Regions from separate parts of the Homo sapiens genome. Here region 1 is linked to region 2. Evidence: chromatin loops called from intact Hi-C (ENCODE). Cell type or tissue: mammary epithelial cell. All regions are shown on one strand. Each heading gives the region's core, and the rest is flanking DNA. Links, peaks and the distances in the headings are about the cores only. Region 1 has its middle 81 kb from the start of RASSF9. Region 2 has its middle 5.9 kb from the start of NTS.

Evidence for each region. Hi-C counts contacts between places; a loop is a spot of excess contacts. Peaks named below come from ENCODE experiments on the same cell type or tissue, not always from the same donor. Only the 100,000 strongest peaks of a DNase experiment are listed, where the experiment ranks them.
Region 1: a loop joins it to region 2, with 13 times the contacts of the local background. A loop is called at or near these places in 2 of 110 quality-filtered maps.

The regions. Positions count from the first base shown.
Region 1 is chr12:85,751,203-85,760,374 of GRCh38, forward strand. No RefSeq gene overlaps it. Among named protein-coding and RNA genes, the nearest start is that of RASSF9, 81 kb to the right of the region's middle. In mammary epithelial cell, for the core only: a CTCF peak has its summit at 4,748; a DNase peak (open chromatin) is centred at 4,769; H3K27ac peaks cover 981 bases.
Region 2 is chr12:85,863,819-85,873,017 of GRCh38, forward strand. No RefSeq gene overlaps it. Among named protein-coding and RNA genes, the nearest start is that of NTS, 5.9 kb to the right of the region's middle. RefSeq lists a silencer at 3,471-3,570. In mammary epithelial cell, for the core only: a CTCF peak has its summit at 3,562 (motif pointing left); a DNase peak (open chromatin) is centred at 3,533; H3K27ac peaks cover 367 bases.

The DNA of each region.
Region 1 (9,172 bases), core at 1,173-9,172, 110 kb before region 2:
GCTGCACGGTGTGCTCTCATTATTTTGTTCAACGTCAATTCACGAAACATTAGATGTGCTCGTATGTAATGTGAGTACAAAATGCAAGTACAGACACAAAAGCCAAATATAAATGGAGAGTTGGCTGATTGCAGGGTCAGAAAATATACAAGATGACTTCAGAGCATCACGTAGTGCCAGAAGGTTAGGAAGCACCCAACACAAACACAATGATGGGACTTTGTCAAAGGGACGGACAGAGGAGCTAACTGAAAGAGTTCCCAATGGTCAAAGCTAGAATAACTTTAGCAAAAACATAAGATAGAAATGGATCATAGCCCAAAGCATAAAATAAATATAATTTTATATGCATATAAATAATTTAATAAGTAAATTGGAGGGAATAGACAACTCTTCCATGTAGAAGAATTGTAAGTAATGTATGTAGATACTTTTGCTTCAAGGAGTTGGAGCATGATTGCTCACTTCTTAAGTGGAAGCTGCATATAGTGAGTTCCTTCGAAAGAGCACAGTAGGGAACAGGAAAGGAGAAAAAAGGAACTTTACTGTAGAAAATCCTGACAAACCTAACAAACACGATGTTAGCCAGGTGAGCAAGGTTGACATCAAAAGTGATAATTCATTTTTTATATTATGTACCTTTGATACAATCTGGTGAAAATGGCACCTGACCTCTGTGGCCTTCCTCCCAAGAACACATGACCATTTCTTATTATGAGAAAAAGATCAAAGAAATCTCAATTGAGGGACATTCTACAAAATACCTGACCTGTACTCTTAAAAATTGACAAGTCTATCAAAAACAAGGAAAGAACGAGCAACTGTCACAACTAAGAGAAATCATAACTACGAAACGTCATGTGATTTCCTGAATAAAACCCTGAAACAGAAAAGGATATTAGATAATAACAAAGGAAATCTAAATATAGACTTTAATATTGGTTGATTAATTGCAGCAAATTGTTTTATTAATGTACGAAATTAAGGAACAGAGAAACTGTTGTTGGATATAAGGGAAATCTGCACTACCATCTCTATTTTTCTGTAAATATAAAACTGCTACTAAGTTAAAAGTTTATTTTGAAAAATATCCTTGTCTCTTTTTGGGAGGAATTTTTAAATATCATTGCTTTCATTTCAGTGATGACCTAAAATAATAATGTGATCATATTCTGTTTCACCAAGATGACAATTTATAACAAAATTCTACCAAGTAATTTCAACTTTCAATATTTGCATTTGTGTATACGAAAAATTATCCAGAGCTGCTGAGAAGCAAATATCAGCTTAACTAATAATCAAATATTTGTGCCAAGCAAGTGATGTTAAGCAATCCACAACACATTACTGCTTTGTACTAGTTCTACCCGCTAGGATATTAAAACATTTATCTCTAATCTATTAACCTATATCTTATAAGCAAATTGACTTCGATATTCTATGTTTTTTCTAGATTTTTTCTATGTCTTAATATTCTCCACTTTGATTACTTCATAAAATATATATATTTTTTCAGGTGTCTATTTCTTCTTAGTTTTTGAGGAAAAATTCTCTTCAGAGCTGCATTCCTTTTGGATTATGATCAAGGAATATGTCTTGCTGTACCTCTTACATTTATTTTTTATTTTTGTATTTTTAACATGGGAGCAAAATCATTAACATGAAAGAGTGAAATTGTTTCATTTATGATGGTATATACTACTACTGTGTACCAACATCTTTTTTCCTTTCCCACAGCAACATTGGCACATGTACATTTCAATATTTTAATATCACCCCTCAGCTGATAGGTGCTAAGGTAATGTAAAGAGAGGTGAGAGATGCATAAATTAGTAGCTAATTTATCTATTATATAGCAAAACACAAACTCTTAAGCTAGATGTATATTAAAGTAACTGAAGTTGTTAAAAAAGAAACAAAGTCCTAGCTTTTCTTATTTTTATATTGTTAGATGAATCATAATCCATCACGTTTTGTTTTAAACAATAATGAAATTATATTACGGTAATATATAAAGTTATTGGTTTGTGATGTTTTAATTGGTATTTATATAGCATTTTCAGTTTCATGGATATTAAGAAATTCATAAGGAAAATACCTGCTTCATTTCTCATTTCTTCATACGAAATCTCATTTCTCATTCTTCATTTCTCTTCATACTCTGCTATTATTATTGAAAATAATAGCAGAAAGTGGTATTAACACATTTAATCATTAGATTTATTTCTCAAGCATTCACAATTGCTAATTTGGAAAAGACAATTGTATTATGAAGGATTTTCTCAGAGATTTTTAAATTTATCAAATTAGTATAGTGCGTTTATCTTGTGGAGAATGAAAATTAATTTTAGCCTATTGTTTATTTTTAAGAGCATTTAAAATTTTAAATTGATAAATTACATCAATTGAATTTTAATAAATATGAATCATTTTGTATTATCACAATAATAAAAGAGCTATTGTTCATTATTTTTACATGTATTAACATAATGATGCTGTCTGAAATGCTTGACTGATTTAAAGTGGTGATTTTATTCTTTACAAAATTAAAATAAAATCCCAAACTTTTAAATACTATCTGAAAAAATAATAGACCTTCCTTTAGTATGTTAGACTTTTAAGTTTGATAATTTTTAGTATGTCATAACCCTTTAAACAGGTAATTATGACTTAGAACGATTTTGTAAAAGCATTTCAATTACAGATTAGAAAATTAAAGTTTTTTGAAACCCCAAATTAAATTTTTAAAAACCCCTCATTTGCTATTGGAAAGGTTTGTAAAAGGTAAAAATTATTGAAATTTCAATATATTTATTTTGCTAAAACTTTTGTTGTATAAAAATAATCAGAACGGTATTTTTTGCCAATATTTGATGTTCCCATTTATCATGGTGGCATCAAAATTCCTTCTTTCTCATGAAATAATTTTAAACTTTTTCTTTCTTTATTTCTCACATTGATACATCAAATGGAAATATATCTTGTTTAAAACTGAAGAAGTATGGGATTTACCAGTAAAATTTGCAGTTATGTAGTTATGATAATTCTGAGATAAGGGCAAACAAGAAGTAAGGAGGAAACCTGTAAATTATTTGAACTTATTTATTTATTTATTCATTCCATGAATTTTTTAATTTTAGTTATTGATGTGTTTGGATTTGTGTCCCCACCCAAGTCTCATGTTGAATTGTAATCCCCAGTGTTGGAGAAGGGACCTGATGGGAGGTGATTGGATGATGGGGCAGATTTTCCACCTGCCATTCTCATGAAAGTGAATGAGATCTCACCAGATCTGGTTGCTTCAAAGTGTGTAACACCTCCCCCTTCATGGTCTCTTTCTCCTGCTCTGGCCATATGAAGATGTGCCTGCTTCCCCTTCACCTTCCACTATGATTATAAGTTTCCTCAGACCTTCCCAACCATGCTTCCCACACAGCCTGTGAAACCATAAGCCAATTAAAACTCTTTTATTTATAAATTACCCACTTTCAGGTATTTTTTTATAGTAGTGTGAGAAAGGACTATACAGAAAATTGATACTGAGAGTAGGGCATTGCTGTAACAATACCTGAAAATCTGAAAGCTGCTTTGGAACTGGGTAACAGGCAGAGGTTGGAATAGTTTGGAGGGCTCAGAAGAGAGGAAGACAAAGGAAAGTTTGGACAGGTCCCAGAGACCTGTCAAATGATTTTGGCCAAACTGTTGATAGTGATATGGACAGAGAAGGCAAAGATGAGGAGGTCTGAGATGGAGGCAAGGAACTTATTGAGTACTAGAGCAAAGTTTACTTTTGTTATGCATTAGCAAAAAGGTTGGAGCCATTGTGCCCTTGCCCTAGTGATCTGTGAAACTTTGAACTTTAGAGTGATGATTTAGCATATCTGGCAGAAGATATTCCTAAGCAGCAAAATGTTCAAGATGTGGCATTGCTGCTTCTAGCAGCCTATGTTCATATTTGTGAGCAAAAAAAAAGACATAAAACTGGAACTTACATTTAAATAGGGAAGCAACGTGTAAAAGTTTGGAAAATTTGCAGCCTGGCCATGTGGTAGAAAAGAAAATCCCATTTTCTGGGGAGGAATTCAAGCTGGCTGCAGAAATTTGCATAAGTAAAGAGGAGGCAAATGTTGCTAGCCAAGATAATGGAGAAAACACCTCAAAGGCATTTCAGATACCTTCCTGGCAGCCCCTCCCATCACAGGCCTGGAGGCCTAGGACAGAAGAATGGTTTTGTGGGCCAGACTCAGGGCCTTGCTGCTCTGTGCAGCCTCAGGACTTAGCACTCTGCATCAGGGCCACTCTAGCCCCACTCATGGCTAAAAGGGCCCAAAGTACAGATAGGGCCATTGCTTCAGAGGGAGAGTGCAAGCTGTAAGCCTTGGTAGCTTCAATGTTGTGTTAAGCCTGTGGGTGCACAGTGTGTAAAAATCTAGGTGGGATCCTCCACCTAGATTTCAGAAGATGTCTGGAAAAGCCCGGATGTCCATGCAGAAGTCTCCCACAGAGGCAGAGCCCTCATGGAGAACCTCTACTAGGGCCATGCAGAGGGGAAATCTGGGGTTGGAGTCCCCACTCAGAGTCCCCACTGGGGCACTGCCTGGTGGAGCTGGGAGAAGAGGGTAACCATCCTACAGACCCCAGAATTGTAGATCCACTGACAGCTTCAACTGTACACCTAGAATATCCACAGGGACTCAATACCAGCCCATGAAAGCAGCAACCAAGGCTGTACCCTGCAGAGCCACAGGGTGGAGTTTCCCAAGGCCTTGGGAGCCCAACACTTGCATCAGCATGCCCTGGATATGAGACATGGAATCAAAGAAGATGATTTCAGAGCTTTAATATTTAATGATTGCCTCACTGGGTTTTGGACTTGCATGGTACCTCTGCCCCCTTTGTTTTGAGCAATTTCTCCCATTTGAAATGGGAATATTTACCCAATGCCTATATCCTCATTGTATCTTGAAAGTATCTAACTTTTTTGTTTTTTGTTTTTTTGTTTTGTTTTGTTTTTTAGTTTTACAGGCTCATAGGTGGAAGAGATTTGCTTTGTTTCAGATGAGACTTTGGATCTTGGGCTTTTGAGTTAATGCTGGAATGAGTTATGACTTTAGGGGACTATTGGGAAGGCATGATTGTATTTTGAAGTATGAGAAGGACACGAGATTTGGGAGGGGCAAGGGGTGGAATAATGTGGTTTGGATTTGTGTCTCCACACAAATCTCATGTTGAATTGTAATCCTTAATTGGAGAGGGGCCTGGTGGGAGGTGATTGGATCATGGGGGGTGGATTTCTCCTTGCTGTTCTCATGACAGATAATAGCTAATGAGTTCTTAGCAGATCTTGTTGTTTAAAAGAGTGTAACACCTCCCACTTCACTCTCTCTCCCTCCTGCTCTGGTCATGTGAAGACATGCCTGCTTTCCCCTCACCTTCTAACATGATTGTAAGTTTCTCGAGGCCCTCCTTGTCATGCTTTCTATACAGCCTGCAGAACTGTGAGCCAATTAAACCTCTTTGTTTTATCAATTGCCCAGTTTCAGGTATTTCTTTATAGCAGTGCGAGAATGAACTAATACAGATATTATGGTAGACGCTGATGACACATGATAAAATAAAATGTGGTCTTTGATTTCTTAGAACTTTTCTAACATTTACACTGGGTATGTATAAAATATGTCTTCCTGGTTACAATGTATGTGGGAATGCACTGTGATTAGAAGGTTCCTCTGCTTTGGTAATCAAGGAGACACATAGTCAAGAATCATCTTTCTTCTGTGCCTAGGGATTGGAATTTTGATTTACTATAGACATAGAATATTCTAGGAATTTCAAAGAAACTTAGCAACAATTAAATGGTATCAAATTATTTGGTTAAGATTACACATTTATTTTCAAAGACAGAATTTTACTCTACTTTTAATAATGAAATTATATTTTCTAATGTTGTGGCATTAAAAAATTATGTGACTACATTATTGTTTATATATCCTTTATTTCCTTTTATGTCATAAAGAAAGAAAACAAACCTTTTTTTCATTATATTTATGCAATCTGAAGTTGATAGGTAATTATTTGTATGGCTTCATCTATATTTTTATCTCCTGTTTTCCCTTTGCTACATGACTTTAAATATAAAAACAAAAATAAAAACTCAAACTATTTGCTATTCTAACAGTTTAAAAAAAACTTGAACACAATGCTCCTAATGATTAATAAATGTTAATAGCAATATTTAAAGAATCTTTAAAATTAATGTGACATTTAATACACAGAGCAAATAAGTCATATTAAAAGTGTAATTTCTTTTATTTCATTAGAATCTAACAAATTGTTTATCCTAAATTACTTTTGCTTTTACCCACTCCTTAATTTCTCTTGCTTTCTTAACTTAAGAATATCTTTTTATCTTCTCTAATTCATTATCTTTATTTTATTTATTCTTAAATTTATGAATGATTTAAAACAAAACGAAGCAATATACTACGGCCTATATTTAATTAGAATTGCAGTCTAATGACCTATATGCCTCTTGCATATGTCCAAAGAAATTGGAGAATAGCTTATACCTCATTATTTCACCCTGCCCTACCTGTCATTAACGGCCACTCCTCATGTTTTCATTGCCTTGCTTCAACATGCTGCCTAACTACCCTTCTGTAGCCACCTTTGTATTCCCTGATACTTTTTTTTTTTTTTTTTTGAGATGGAGCCTTGCTCTGTCACCCAGGCTGGATTGTAGTGGCGCAATCTCGGCTCACTGCTATCTCTGCCTCCTGGGTTCAAGCAATTCTCCTGTCTCAGCCTCCAGAGTAGCTGGGATTATAGGTGTGTGCCACCTCTCCCAGCTAATTTTTGTATTTTTAGTAGAGACAGGGTTTCACCATCTTGGCCCGGCTAGTCTTGAACTCCTGACCTCGTGATCCACCCACCTTGGCCTCCCAAAGTGTTGGGATTACAGGCGTGAGCCACCGTGCCCAGCCTCCCTGATACATTTACTAAGTTTCCCAAACATTATCCACTTTTCATATTAACCACTTGATGTATTTTTCAGATACCATAAATAATATTTCTAATAATTTTCCAATCCCATCCAAAATGTGTAAGAATTATTAAGAAATTAATATCATTTTGTGCTCATTATGAGCAGCACATTTTTGAAAGCACAATCTTTTATAAAGACACTAAAGTGCATCAGATAGTTTTTCTGATAATTTTTGTATCCTTAATAAAGTGCAATTGTTCTGCAAGGATAACTACATATAGCAAAAATCCATTAAACTGCATATAGCAAAAATCCATTAAAAATTATGAAAATTTACAGACAGTAAATTTTCTGTTAAATAGAATTTATCAAATTGGTATATAAATTTTTGGAAAGAAGGCAAAGCATAAGAAATCTATCTTTTTATCCCAAAATATTTTAAACACATTCATATACCAGGAATGGTATCACACATAGCCATTTTTTATTATAAGAAAAATAATGTGCTACTTCCTTTGAGAAAACAATCTTTGTCTAGAAATTTCACCAAAAAGCTTCTTAATAGAGCTTTCTACCTTTAGTCATAGGCCGAAGTTTTAACTCCTCTTCTATTACCCTCTACTCGTCAGCTATGTGGCTTCCTATGCACTTTTATTGCACAATGCTTCGCATTCCTTAAGTAGTTTTTTATGATACGATATACTGTCTCTCAAACTAGATTAAATAATTTGATGTCATCTTATTTTTTATATAAATCTAGGTTCAATATTGATACTTGCGGGTTGAGATTTGCCGCAGCATCCTTCAATAACAATATACTTATAAAATTGTACTGAAAGAATTTTCTTTGATATTGTATTTGATAAGATCCTGAGCCAAGGACATAGAATTATGGATAAGAGCAGAGTACGTCAAGAATGATGATGATTTACAGCTTTGGTAAATAAACCCATCGTGTTTAGAGATTGGGAAGGGGCAAAGGTAGGTGAGTTGGGAAAAACACAGCAGGAACAGTGGCTGAGTGTTGTGGCTCCAGCTTATACCCCAGCACTTTGGGAGGTCAAGGCAGGAGGATTGCTTGAGGCCAGGAGTTTGAGACCAGCCTGGGAAAATATAGTGAGATCTCATCTCTACATTTTTTTTTAATTAGCTGGGCAATTGTGTGTGTGCCAGTAGCCCTAGCCACTCAGGAGGCTGAGGCAAGAACATTGCTTAAGACCAGGAGTTTGAGCTTGCAGAGAGCTATGACTGCACTCCAGTCTGGGCAATAAAGCTACGCCCTGTCTCAAAAAAGAAAAAAGAAAGAGAAAAGAAAAGGAAGAGGGGAGGGGAGGGGAGGGGAGGGGAGGAGAGGGGAGGGGAGGGGAGGAGAGGGGAGGGGAGGGGAGGAGAGGAGAGGAGAGCAGAGGAGAGGAGAGGAGAGAGGAGAGGAGAGAGGAGAGGAGAGGAGAGGAGAGGAGAGGAGAGAGGAGAGGAGGAGAGGAGAGGAGGAGGATAAAAGCCCAACAGGTTTACAGGTGAAAATAATGAGAGTGGATTTCGATTCTTAAGCTTCGGGTGCCTGAATTACTTTCAAGTGGTAATGATTAATAGGCAGTAGGAAATACAGGTATAACAAAGAAAGGGAGGGTGATGAAATAGATTTGGTAAAGCCTAATATTTCAAGCCATTAGACTGGATGTAATCCATTCGGACAATATTCAAAGAGGAGGAAGGAAAGAGAGAGAGAGAAGAGAACCAACAGAAGAAAAATGGCTCAGAAGGCTGCCTGTAAGACCAGAGTTCAGTTGTTTTAAGGACAGATTAGTAGACATAGACCAAGAGAAGGCACAACTGACGAGCTTAATCAATGGATATAAAACAAAGTAGTATGTAAATATGATTTATAATTTGTAAACAGAGTCTGAAACTCAAGAATTCTATCTAAGAACATAAGAAAAAGAAATTCACACAAGTTCTGATGGACCACTGAAGCCATTGAGCTCATTTTACAATTACTAAGGCCCTAAACTATGAGAACATTTGAACTCAAGATTCAAAAACCTTAGCTAATAAGCAAACATGGGTAGGAAATAGGAAACTCAGTCAAAAATGGGTTTAGATAATAGGATCATTAAAATACTTATTACAGAAATTGTGATTCACCTAAGAGCTCAGTTAATAAGAAACTCTAATACGAATGCAAAG
Region 2 (9,199 bases), core at 381-8,380:
GAGTCTAAGTCTCTTTGTGGGTCTCTAAGACCTTGTTTTATGAATCTGGATGCTCTAGTATTGGGTGCATATGTATTTAGAATAGTTAGCTCTCCTTGTCGAATTGTTCCCTTTACCATTATGTAATCCCCTTCTTTGTCTTTTTTGATCTTTGTTGGTTTAAAGTCTGTTTTGTCAGAGACTAGGATTGCAACCTTGCAACCACTGCTTTTTTTTTTTTTTCCATTTGCTTGGTGAATTTTCTTCCATCCCTTTATTTTGAGCCTTCGTGTGTCTTTGCACATGAGGTGGGTCTCCTGAATACAGCACACCAATGGGTCTTGACCCTTTATCCAATTTGCCAGTCTGTGTCTTTTAATTGGGGCATTTAGCCCATTTACATTTAAGATTAGTATTGTTATGTGTGAATTCATCCTGTCATCATGATGCTATTTGGTTATTTTGCATGTTAGTTGATGCAGTTTCTTCATGGTGCCATTGGACTTTATATTTTGGTGTGTTTTTGCTGTGGCTGGTACTGATTTTTCCTTTCCACATTTAGTGCTGCTCTCAGGAGCTCTTGCGAAGCAGGCCTGGTGGTAGTGAAATCTCTCAGCATTTGCTTGTCTGAAAAGGATTTTATTTCTCCTTTGCTTATGAAGCTTAGTTTTTCTGGATATGAAATTTTGGTTGAAAATTCTTTCTTTGAGAACGTTGAATATTGGCCCCCAATCTCTTCTGGCTTGTAGAGTTTCTACCAAGACATCCACTGTTAGTCTGATAGGCTTCCTTTGTAGGTGACCTGCATTCTCTCTGCCTACCCTTAACATTTTTTCCTTCATTTCAAACTTGGAGAATCTGATGATTAGGTGTCTTGGGGTTGATCTTCTCATGAAGTATCTTAGTGGTGTTCTCTGTGTTTCTTGAATTTGCATGTTGGCCTGTCTTGGCAGATCGGGGAAGTTCTCCTGGGTATTATCCTCAAGTGTGTTTTCCTGCTTGTTTCCATGCTCCCTGCCTCCTTCAGTTACTCCAATCAATCATAGGTTCAGTCTTTTTATGAAATCCCATATTTCTTGGAGGCTTTGTTCATTCCTTTTCATTCTTCTTTCTCTGGTCTTGTCTGCATGCCTTATTTCAGCAAGGTGGACTTCAAACTCTGATATCCTTTCTTCTGCTGGGTCCGTTTGGCTATTGAAACTTGTGTATGCTTCAGGAAGTTCTCATGCTGTGTTTTTCAGCTCCATCAGGTCATTTATGTTCCTTTCTAAACTAGTTATTCTAGTTAGCATTTCCTCTAACCTTTTATCAAGGTTCTCAGCTTCTTTGCCTTGGGTTAGAACATGCTCCTTTAGCTTAGTGTAGTTTTTTATTACCCATCTTATGAAGCCTACTTTGGTCAATTTGTCCATCTCATCTTTTGTCCAGTTTTGCACCCTTGCTGGTGAGACGTCACGATCATTTGAAAGAGAAGAGGCACTCTGGCTTTTTGGGTTTTCAGCATTTTTTAGTGGATTCTTTCTCATCTTTATGAGTTTGTCTAGTTTCCATCTTTGAGGCTGCTGACACTTGGATGGGGTTTTTGTGGGGGCTTTTTTTGTTGTAGTTGATGCTGTTGTTCTTACTTTCTGTTTGCTTTTCTTTCAATGGTCAGGTCCTTCTTCTGTAGGGCTGCTGCAGTTTGCTGGGGGTTTACTTCAGGCCCTACTCATCTGGTTCATCCCCATGCCAGAGATGTCACTGAAGGAGTTGGGAGAAGAGCAAAGATGGGTGCCTGCTCCTTCTTCTGGGATCTCTGAACTTGAGGGGCATCAAGTTGATGCCAGTAGGGTTGGTCTTATATAGGGTGTCTGACAACCCCTGTTGGAGGGTCTCACCCAGTTTGGGGGCATGGGAAACAACACCAATTTAGTAAACCACTTTGTCCCTTGGTGGAAGGGGTGTGCTTCGCTGGGGGAAAACCTACTTGTTTGGGCTGCCCAGATTCCTCAGAACTACCAGGAGGAAAGGCTAAGTCTGCTGGTCCATAGAGACTGCAGCCACCCCTCCCACTAGGGGCTCAGGCCCAGGGAAATCCAGGTTCTGTCCCTGAGCCTCTGGCTGGAGTTATTGGAGTTCCTGCAGGGAAGCCCCACGCAGTGAGGAAGGATGAGTCAGGGTCAGGCCTGAAAAGGCAGTCTGGCTGCCATCTGCCACAGTCAGAGTGTCGGGCTGTGGGAGACACATCTTGGGACCAAGTGGTCCAGCCTCCCGGACTCCAGCAGGGGGAAAATGCAGTCTGGAGCTATAGAGATGAATGCTGCCCTTCCCCCACCCAGGGAGCTTAGCACGTTAGGCAGTTGTGAGTCCCAGTGCTGGCTGCTGCCCTTTCCCCAAGGAGCTCGAATGGCTTAGACAGCAGTCAGCTGCAGCTGTGGTGCTGGCAGCTTGGTAGACTTAAGCAGATTCCATCTGAGAGGCTGTTGAGAATCTGCGCAGCTCCAGAGTTGGGACGCTAGGCCCCAGTGGTGTGGGTTCATGAGTGGGATCTTCCAATCCATGGTTTGCACAGTACCATGGGAAAAGCACAGTTTCCCCAGCTGGGTAGCATGCTCACTCACCGCCTCCCTTGGCTGGGGGTAGGGGGTCCCCTGCCCCATGTGGCTCTCAGGTGGGCCACTGCACCACACTGTTCTTCCTCTCTGTGGATCATGCCAGCCTCCTAGTCAGTTCTGATGAGAGAACCTGGATACCTTGGTTGCCGGTAAAGGATTCTCACACTTATTATGGTTCTTTTAGATGGGAGTCTCCCAACGCCGCTGTTTCTAGTGGGCCACCTTGGCCTCAGCCCCACCCCTCCACCCCAGTTTGTACTTTCTTGTGGAGAAAAATCATCTGAAGCTCAGGAGCACAGAGATGATCCCCTTAAACAGAACCTAAATAGGATATGTTACCTGCCTGGTCCTTGTAGGTATTTGAGTATGGTTATCTGACATATGACCATGTCCATTCAACTTTAGGGCCAGAGAGACTTAGAAAAAAGGTGATGATGTTACATAGTAAAACAAAAGTTTATCCAAGTAGAGATTCCATGATCTAGGAGCTAAAAGATTTGTGTTTACTGGACGATAGCAACAGAATTGATTGTGCCAAAAGCAAGACATTCTGCTGAATAAAGACAAAAAATAGGCTGTCCAAAAAGAAAGCCTATTTCAAAGTGACTAATCCCTTTGATGTGTTCCAACTTGTGGGGATGCTATACAGAAACTCACAGAGAATAAATTATTTCTCAAAGTAGCTTGACCGATGTTGGAGAATCAATCCTTCCCCTGAGAAAAGAAGTGAGGTCAGACTCAGAGCAGTTAGGACCTATGTGATTAAGAGTCGGAAGGTGAAGGAAATTTGTAACCCATCTAGAATATCTGGACTTCTGTCTCTTTCTCTGAAAAATGAAAGTATGAGACTAGCTCCATACAGCCATTTTCAGTTTTACGTTTTCTGGGTCAATGAATTATGATGACATTAAAATATGGTCTAGTACTGTGAGTTCTTGCTTGATATTTCCATTCTGTACATACTAGTGCCGCCACCTAGAGTACAAAGTGGGAAATATTCTCCTTCCCAGGCACCAAGCTTTGACTCCCCTCAGGCTAAAACCCCACTTTTTCTCTGATTCTTCTATGCATACTTTCTGTCTTCTACCCAGTCACGACAACTCATTGCATTCAGAGCCCATTTAGGTTCTTCATGATCTCTGTGTTTAGAAGAAGGATTCTGAGATCAAGGGTCTGTGTTTTTGTTTAATATGTGTAATACAGCTAAGTCTGAAAAGGTGGAAAAACATGGTTAAACTGATGAATTGGAATTAAAATCACACCTAATTTTTTCACTAAATGTACATTCAAGTTAAAAGTATTAGCCTATACTTTGTTTGGCATAATATTTTATACAGCATGTTAATACAAGATTTTCTTTGACTTATTACTTGGGTCTGGTATTAATGTTACAAAGATTAGCTGTTGCTTTGGAATGAAAACATTGCAGTCCTACCCATACTCTACTTAGTAAGTCCCATTGTCCTTAGTTAAACTCTTTGTATCTCTTATTTTTTTTAACCTGCACAATAGGAATAATATCCTGTGAACTCTGCTTCACGGTATGCTATGTTACATGAAATAAAATTAACCTGGCATATAGTAGGTTTTCAATAATGAATTTGAAAAGTATTCTTTAGATTACTCCTAGATCTGTAGTAGTGGTTACAGTGGCTGTTTCTTCTAGACTCAGAATGCTCTAATGTTGACTATAGTCTTCTCTGTCTGACAGCTTGCCGGTACTTATCCTTTCTGCACAAATTGGCTCACCAAATTTGGGGCCTTCTGTAACACCGTACACCCAGTTTTCCTCAAGGACAACTTAGAAAATTCCAACTGAAATTAAATCAATATTCAAGAATCTTTGAAAGGAAGCATTTTTTCATACTATTTCATTTTGCTAGGAATTTCTCCGAAAGAGGTTTCCTGGATTTTATTATTCACAGATTGGAGAATAAAAATGTCCTTGTGAGAGGTGAGGGAGTGGTAGCTTATTCTAAAACCATCAGGGAGGGATTCTTGGAATTCGATTAATTCATTAACGCATATTGTCAATATTTACCGAATGATTACTATGAGGAGAATTATTTATGTTCTGATAATTTAGGGAAACAAGACAAGAATATCCATGCTTTTATTAACAAAAGACAAAAATAAATGAACAAATAAAGACTTGTAGAGATTGAATGGGGATAGTGGTGAAATAGGTTTTAAAATAAATGGTTGTATCAGTCAGCTATTGCCACAAAAATGGTGTATAACAAGTGACTCCAAAAGTCAATTACTTTAAAGCAAATTATTTAACTCTGTTCACATGTCTCTGAATCAGCTAGGGTAACCCTGCTTTAAGCTCGGGAATCTCTCCCTTACATTGCAGGTGTGCAAGTCAGCTGGGGCAGCTTTGCTCCATATGTCCCTCCTCATTTTGGGATCATCTGAGAAAAGAAAAGAGTTTCTCATGGCAATGGCAGAAGAGAGAAAGGGAAAGCCCTATGTGTCAAGCACAAATCAAGTCTGTCTTTTTCTTATGTCTACTAACATCCCACTGGCCAAAGCAAGTCTCATTTCCTAAGTTAAAGTCAAAGAGTGAGGAAGTATATTTCATCCACTCTGGGAGGAGTAAGGGAATGAATATTTGATGAACAGTAATCACAGTTTTCATTGCAGATCTTTAACAAAAAAGCTTAGCATGTTGCACAAAAGCCAGAAGACCAATGTGCTTGAAACATAGGAACAGAAGGGGAGAATGGTGGAATATGATGATAGAGAGGAAGACAAAACCCACTCAGGTAGCATAGGCCATCATCAGGCATGACAAGAGGAAACCTTTAGAATGTTTTAAGCAGAGAATGACAGGAATAGATTTACATTTTTAAAAACTTTTCTGGAGTTTTTGAAAGCTGAAAGGGATCAAGGTTGTAGGGAGACTACTCAAATGGTTATTATGGCAGCGCAGGAGAAAGATGGTGGTGGCTTGGACTTAGGTGGCAAAAATGACATAAGGAAAAGTAGTTAGATTTGAAATATATTTTGGAACAGACCTGCACCCCAGGGGGTTTTGCTAGCTTGGAAGTGGAGGGGAGAGAGAAACAATGTAAATGGATTCTAGTTTTTAGATCTGTGCAACTCAGTAAATCATGGTTCTAATAATTGAAATGAAAAACTCTAGAGGGGCAGAAGATTATTAGAAAGATGTTTGGAGGAATCAAAAGTTTTACTTTAGACAATAAGTCTGCCTAATGAAACTCCAAGTAGGGCTGCTAATGAGGTGATTGCATATACAATTTGAGTAGTCAGAGATACAAACTTGGAGGTTATTAGGAAATAGATAGGATTCAAAACCATAAGACTTATCAGATTCACTGGGAAAGCACAGTAAATTTAAAAAGAATCATAAACCCAAGGAGTATGAATAATATAAAACCATTACATTCCAAATTTAACATGTAATATCTTCTTGAGAAAAAGAAAAAAAGTGTTTCACTGAATTTGCTCCTGATAGACGGTAGCTCAAGTACATCTGCTCTGTTTCAGGTATTGCAGGTGCTATGGAAATTTTCTTAGACTTTGTAATATTAAAAAAGAAAAGAGAAAGTTTTCTTATAATAAGAATTTGTCTCATTTATTACATTAGATAATTACACTAATTTATAAAACTAAGAAACATGAAAGAAGAAATTTGTCAGGAACATTTTTTTCTGTAATACTTTTATTTTGGTCTTATTCAAAAGGGAGACCTATAAGGAAAACTACCTGAGCATTACACATAATGGGTGGTGATTTTGTGAGTATTTACATTTTTTCCTAGACACGAGAAGCAAGATTATAGGTGAAGTCAGCAATGGCTGCAATGTGGAGCATGGTTAGTTAAATACAGTAACTCATTAACATGTAAGTCCCAAGCAAACCGTATTTTGTAATTACGGTTTAAGTTGCAAAATATGCTTTGACTACAGAAGTCAGTCATCAATTTTTCCAGGTTAATTACCTATATGGATGCAATAACAGAGATAGGAAGAGCTGAAAGGAAATGAGCTAGGAATTTGTAAGGATTATGGGCAAAGCAAGGTTACATGCAGATTGGGAAACTGAACGTTTGTTTACATTTACCTAAATCTCCAAGGTTGGGTTATACACATCCTATGTGGGTGTATGCATGCACACATCCATCTGTATTTCTAGAAAATATACTTTAATTGAACAGAAAAATCAATTGGGTTCACAGACTTTGACATCATTATTTGTTCAGATGAATCAGAGTTACAGCTTCAAATGATAGACTCATTTATAGAAATGGAGCAAACTCACAATTTATCTAAACATTCAGCTGATGATTGTACATGATCCAAGGACAATCTTCTTGAATGATTTTTTTAAAGTTAACATTTCCAGTCAGAGAGGAAAAGGATGATGAGAGAAAAGGCTGAGAAAACTGACTATAAAAGCTCACATAAAATATGAAGATTAATGATAACAAAAGAGTGTTAAAAGGTGTGGCTGAAAGAAACATTTAAAATTAAAACATGGAAAGGGCATGTAAGAAATTAAACGTAATCAGTATTTTCATTTAATTTAGTAAGTATGTATTGATCACTTATGGATTATAAACCTTAGAAGTCAGAATGTTCTCCTTCTAGCAGTTTACAGTTTACCATAAACTGTATAAACAAACTACGGAGCATTTAACAGAAAACTAGGAAAAATAGAAGTAGACGAGACTACTTTCAGGACTCAAACTTGGAAATGTTTTTGTTGATTAAGCCATAAAATACAGGATGATCATAGGAAGGTGAAGGGGAGATTCCAGGTTGTAAAAACACAACAGGCCAAGTTTCAGGTATTTAGGTTACCAAAAGATTGGAAAATCCTGGAAGCTGTTAATGAGGTATTAAAGTCACCAGAGCTATAGGAAAAAACCATAAGGAACTGAAAAACCAACCCTTGATCAGTTGGTTCCAGAGCTTGCCCTTCTCCAAACAAAATAAGCTTACAGACCACTCTTTCTAACTGCCAATTCTTCAGGTGTCTCTGTTGATTATTTTCAGCAATTACCTAATAAAGGTCTGACATAAGTAACAGTACAAGCTTAGAAATCTACCTACTTTAGAGATGTTGTAATCAACAGGTACCTAACAGGTAACATCCACTTAAGAAGGCCAACACAGGAATATTATTAAAGGACAATGCTTAAAATCTTTATCAGATATTTTAAGAACTAGGTAACCCTTAGAAGGATCTAAGGTATGCCGGGCATGGTGGCTCACGCCTGTAATCCCAGCACTTTGGGAGGCCGAGGTGGGCGGATCATGAGGTCAAGAGATCGAGACCATCCTGGCCAACATGGTGAAACCCCGTCTCTACTAAAAATACAAGAATTAGCTGGGCCTGGTGGTGTGCCTGTAGTCCCAGCTACTCGGGGGGCTGAGGCAGGAGAGTTGCTTGAACCCAGGAGGTGGAGACTGCAGTGAGCCGAGATCACACCACTGCACTCCAGCCTGGTGACAGAGAGAAGCTCCATCTCAAAAAAAAAAAAAAAGAAAAAAGAAAAAGGATCTGGGGTAAAAAGCCTTTAAAATAAAAACAGTTCACCCATCTCCATAGCAAGGTGTCTACAATCCTGCATTAAAGGCATCATTTAGGAAGTTCGTAGGGTACTTTTTAAGTGGAAAAATACATACTTAACCTTTATCCCTACAACAAATTGTTTTATTGGTTTATGTGTAGCTTGAAGGCATTAGATTAGAGCAAGAAACAAAAAGCCTAACACATTAAAGAAAATACCAATTAGAGGTCAAAGTTTATCTACATCATAATTTTACCAAAGTTATACATCTTTTTTCCCCAAAAGAAAAGTAGCATATAGCATCTATTTGAATTTGAATTATTTGACATAACTTAATGTTTCCCCTATTCTTGAATATTTATCACATATCTCAATTTTCACATTAACAACTAATATCCATGTTATATATTTAAAATGAATTTCCATTAATTCTTCTCCCCCTTTTTTCTAATTAATTAGGGATCAATTTTGTCAACATATTGAAGAAATCATCTGAGGAAAATAAGAATCACATTTCCTTTTTACTATTAGACTGCTATCACACATTTTAAAAGATCATTCTTTGTATTTGCAATTCAAAAGCAGAGAAAACAACTAATTTAATTATCATGCAAAGTATATATAATTTTCCCGATTTGTTAATCAAAGTGGCTTTAAGAGGATTCTGTCACAAAGATGCTCTGATAGTAACAGGAAAGTAAGCACAAATCCTCACTGAGACTCTGTTAAGTGAAAACCAAGTGTTTCAAGCTTCCATTGCTCCCCCTAATGGTAGGAAAGCAGAAAACATCTAGACGTATGTATTTCACATTTGTCAACTAAATACTTTACAGAAACCTTCCTCCATGTGAGTATGTTCAATATTGTGTTTTATGTAAGTTCAGAAAACAAACTAAAAGTAATAAATATATCAGTTATTATTAAATTTCTGGTATTATATGAAAGACTCCTTGCTATTCTAAGTAATTATTAAATGTTTGGATTTAATCGCTTTGCTTAAGTTTTGGGTAAAGGTGAAAAAGTTAAACTCATAGATTGTATAATATAAATCAATTATCTATAGGAACCAATCCTATTTTTTCTC